Linked DNA regions of Homo sapiens: region 1 is linked to region 2. A link is an interaction called in ENCODE POLR2A ChIA-PET data of the cell type or tissue named here. Cell type or tissue: MCF 10A. All regions are shown on one strand.

Region 1 (2,500 bases), 120 kb after region 2:
CGAAGGAAGAAGGAGGAAATGGAATCTACAAGAGGAGACATCTACTCAGAACATTAATTCTGGATCAGATATTGGCTACCATGCCAAAGGATCATAGCTATGTTACTACTGATTTATCAATAGTGGCCCTGATTCACTTGGACAGCTGAAGAGTTCAATGTAACAAACTTCTGCCTAGGAAGCTGCAAAATTGGTACCATTAAAACATGGCTCTTTCAAATTGCTTAAAACTCTCCTACTGAAATGTACACATTTTCAGCAACATTTCATTTCTCAGAGTAACATGACTTTCAAGGACAAGGCAAAAAGACTGCAATAATTTTACTGCAGGAATCTACTCTGAAAAGTAAAAGCTATAACACAAGATTGCAGTAATTTTATTGCAGGGAATCCACTCGGAAAAGTAAAAGCTGTAATATAGCTATTACCTACGGGGGTTATCTCCAGGAGCATCTTAATTTTCCTGAAACGTTTATGGTGTGGCAGAAAGCAGCTGGACTCTTGCATTCCACACAGATCAAGACACAAGCCTCACACTTCATCATGGCAATAGCAAAATAACTGAAGGGAATAAAAAAGGAAAGAAGGAAATAAAACCAGTGGCCTTATATCTAAAGAGAAGAAGAAAAAAAGAAAAAAAAAAACACGTGGTCAGATTGGAAACCAAACCACCTGATTTTGCCTAAGTCACGCATCTCATCTGGTTCTTTAATTCCTCATTTTACAACAATGTTCTGGGAATGAAAAGAGGCACTTTGCTCTTTAGAAACAAAAATTAAGTGATTCCGAAAGATATGATTTTTCAGTTGTAAGACTTTGTGAGGTAAATATCCACTAAAAACTGCTTCCTAAAGCCAGCACACTTCGCTGCTGCAATGCTTTTTTAATGCAGTTTGTCCCTGCCAAAACTTGCATTGACGTTTACATACAAAGCATTACACAATCTTCCAGGAGACTTGGTTTCTCTATATAAATACGAAAACGGCATCTGCCTCCCTCCCCAGTGATACAATGAGCAGAGGGCCTTAGTCACGGGTCAAACACCTAAAGTCTGGCCTGGTAATTATTAGCTCCCAGCTTGAAAACTAGCTCACTGAACTTAAAATCTTTTCTTCCTCTCAAAGGTTAGTTAGGATGCTGGCCAACTATCTTCCAGAGGTCTTGTGGGATTAATGAAAAGGTTAAAATATTAAGGACTTACACTCAATGAGAGCTATTCTCATCCATCTCAGCTATTATAAAAGTAAACACTCCCCCTTACTTCCCTGTGATACTCTAGGGGGCTGCAAACCACAGCCCATGGGCCAAATTCACCTGCCATATGTTTTTGTAGAGCCTACAAGGTAAAAAGAATTTTCCCACTTTTAAATGGTTAAAAAAATCAAAAGAAGAATATCTTATGATGTAAAAATTATATGAAATTCACATTTCAGTGTCTGTAAATAAAGTTGCACTGGGCCAGGCATGGTGGCTCAGGCCTGTAATCCCAGCACTTTGGGAAGTCGAAGTGGGCAGATCACCTGAGGTTAGGAGTTTGAGACCAGCCTGGCCACATGGTGAAACCCCATCTCTACTAAAAATACAAAAATTAGCCAGGTGTGGTGGCACATGCCTGTAGTCCCAGCTACTTGGGAGGCTGCGGCAGGAGAATCGCTTAACTTGGGAGGCGGAAGTTGCAGTGAGCCAAGATCACGCCACTGCTCTCTAGCCTGGAGGCAGAGCAAGACTGTCTCAAAAAAAAAAGTTGCACTGGAACACAGCTATGTCCATTTTGTTTACATATTGTCTGTGACTTTTATCTTACCATGGGACAGTTGAGTAGTAATGTCAGAGACCATAGGACCTGCAAAGCTTAAAATATTTACTAAGTAGCCCTTAACAGAAAAGTTTTGCCTATCCCTGTGCTCTGGGCCCAAGTCTGCTATGCCTCTGAGTATCCTGAGACCCTTAGAGAATTAGCCCTGCAAACAGGCAGCTGTACTGAGAAGCAACATTCTGTTTGTTTTATCCCAACCCAACCTGGTATCTAACAAATGCTTCTCCTTCTAGTTCAAAGCAAGGCTATGACGTCACAGAATGAACCCCAACCTCAATGTCTGCACTAAGGGAAGGGTAGAGCAGCTTTCTCTATGGGGCCACATTTTCAGTAACTTAGTCCCGTACTTAGAATCTTATACTCCGCCTTCTAATAGGTCTTCACAGCAGCTCTAGAAATCTCAGGCTTCTTTTTTACCACTATATTAGGGTACCTTTGGTTGAACGTTCCCAAAACCCCTTGAGAAAATTTAAGGAAAATATGAACACACCCCCTTTTCATTTGTTGTAAGTACACCGGGGTCTCTGGGAACTGGAGGGCTACACAGAGGAACTTGAGCATATCTCTTGATTTTTTTCCCTTCTCCACGCACCCAACTCCATCATGCTTCCCTCACTGCAGGCCAACCCCTCTAGTTCATACGTCACCAGGATTTACACCTCCCCTGCTTCAGAGACAGACTAG
Region 2 (2,500 bases):
TGATTTAGGAGAAGTAACAAGAATATATTAGAGGAAAAAAACCTCCTTTAACTAAGGGCAAAGGTATTTAGTTTACATTCCTATATTTTTCCGTAAGTTTTAAAAAAATAGCATACAATGTAGTACTATAATGTAATACTTCCTCTACACAGATCAGACATTTCTTAAATGAGACTGTGCTGGGTGCTACAGGGGAGGTGATTACAACACATTTTGAAGGTAACTGTGGTCACAGCTTCCAGTGGACTGAAAGAATCCCAGACTTCTCTTCTGGAGAACAAATACCCCTCTGATTCCTGTTTTTGCCATCAAGGCACTGAAGCTGTTGCAGCTGCAATCTTCTCTCCTCTATGTCTTCCTCCCCCAGCTCCCTGACCTGAGTTTATATCCTCTTCACCATTTACCTAAAAATCTTGGCTGGTGCCTTGGTCTCAGACCCTGAAACGCCTCTGTGAACTCTAGGGAGCATGAATGTTAGGCCTTATGATACCAAAGAGAGCTAGGAAAGCCCAAAGAGCTCTCTCTTCAACCCCCAGAGAGGATAAAAACAGAAAAAGAGACACAAGGGGGTGTAAAACAGGGAATTCAAAGTCTCTCTAGCTTCCAACAAGCCAGCTTTAGCTTCCAAAGTCAATTATTCAGTGATAATTTACTTAGCGGCCTCTGGGACCAAAGGCAGTTTCTTCTACTACAACTTGTAAGTTAGAGACTATTTTCTTCTCTCTACTGGACAGAGACACCCCATACAATTTCAGCTGAACAAAATAAAAATTGGTCTCAAATAATATGCTACTGCTTTTTTTTCTGTCATTACAGGTAATTGCATCCAGGGTTCTTCCTCCTCCCAGCCCATATTCAATTTTTGACTGAAGGTACAGTACCACAAAGCCAGAAAGCCTGTGGTTGCAGTGTCTTGCCTGCCATAAATTTCTGGAGGCCATTATCATTAGGAGTCTAGATTTGTCTCACAACTACAGACTTTCAGTTTGAAAGGAAAAGAAAAAAATGATTGACATTGGATATGACGAAATTTTGTTTTTCCCAAATTTCATCTGGTGCTAAATACATACCCGGAGTTTCTTCTTGAGATCTCAGCTTTCCTATCATGATGATGAAGCAAATTAAACATGCATATAAATACTTGTGTCTAGCCACATAAATTGGTGAAATTGCCTATATGCAAAAATGTGTAATAAAAACAAGCAACATCGTCATTTCAACCACTGAGAATAAAATCCTTTAGGCTCATCCCTGCTATGGTGCAATCCAGGGATAAAGCCCTGAGTCAGCCTTGAGACAGTCTGGCCTGAGAACTTGAGCCCCTGTTGGAAAAACCCTGTGCAATGTGGTGATGCTAAGCAGCTTTATGGTTTTGTTAATGTTCTTCACCGGGTTTTATCTTACTCCACCGAGGCCACTGATCTTTAATCATCGCATTAGTGTCAGCTGTCAAACCTAAGAGCATTATGAACTAGGTTCTTGGAAAATGCAATGCCATCATTAATTTGTTAACCCTCTCAACCATCCCGTGAAGGGGGTTAGTACCACTCTCTTTTAAAATATGCTAACAAGAGATGTTACCCTCTCAAGGTCACACAGGATTTGTCACAACTAACACTATTCGGGGTATTTCCACCCTCACTCTAAGTTCTTGCCCAGGTTCGCTCGCTAAGGGGAAAGTGGACCAGCTAAACAAAGAGGCACCAGCACAAAAGGAAATGCCATTAAGGAGCAAAGGAGCTAGAGGAGTTTACCAAAGAGAAGCATAAACGAATAGGAGAGGAATGGAATGAGGCGACCCTAACAAAAATACATGCCGACTACATCTCAGAAAAGTTATCTCAGAAAACAAGAGAAAAAGAAAAAACTCTTTCCATTTCACTTAAGGAAAACTGTGTGTGTTCTCTTCCTGAATGCCAAGAGGTAGAAAATTCAGGAGACTTGTTTTCCAAAGATAAGGAGCTTACGAAGTATTCCACATTACTGCTCACCTATTTTAAAGGGGTTCATAAGCTTGTTTGACATATCTCCTTCTGAAGTACTTAAAAATGCAGTTAATTTAAAATAATTGTTGGTACTAAATAAATAGCAAATATGCTGAAAGCATCAAATCAGGACTATATCTGATCTTAGCCAGTTTCCCACAGGCTCAGTTCCCACTGGGCTGTAGAATGTTGATGCATGTCTGTGCCCGTATTCAATTTGGGAAGATAGGAGTGTGCTGTTTTCAGCCAGTAAGTTTATGGCAATTTATTATACAGCAATAGAAAATTAATACAGAAGCACTTTGTCTTCCCCATCACATTGGTATTGGGCTCTTCCCTTCATATCACTATTTTCAAAACTCTACCTACAGGTGGATGTCATGAGCATAAATAAGACACCTTCTTTTATTCAACCAGTTCCAGTGTCACCATTAATAATTATTCAACAGATGTTGCAGCTCTCTTGGTAATGTCTGTTGAACATAACCACCATTTACATTTTACATTTTAATCAT

The links. ChIA-PET counts read pairs that join two places held together with the same protein. Peaks named below come from ENCODE experiments on the same cell type or tissue, not always from the same donor. Only the 100,000 strongest peaks of a DNase experiment are listed, where the experiment ranks them.
Region 1: POLR2A ChIA-PET joins it to region 2 with 11 read pairs; 1 of 35 experiments calls an interaction of 5 or more read pairs at or near these places.

The regions. Positions count from the first base shown.
Region 1 is chr5:113,263,305-113,265,804 of GRCh38, forward strand. The region is part of intron 3 of MCC (MCC regulator of Wnt signaling pathway); the gene reads right to left. Among named protein-coding and RNA genes, the nearest start is that of TSSK1B, 170 kb to the right of the region's middle. In MCF 10A, no CTCF peak of the experiment used is centred here; a DNase peak (open chromatin) is centred at 967.
Region 2 is chr5:113,146,020-113,148,519 of GRCh38, forward strand. All of the region lies in intron 4 of MCC (MCC regulator of Wnt signaling pathway), which reads right to left. Among named protein-coding and RNA genes, the nearest start is that of DCP2, 170 kb to the left of the region's middle. In MCF 10A, no CTCF peak of the experiment used is centred here; a DNase peak (open chromatin) is centred at 1,282.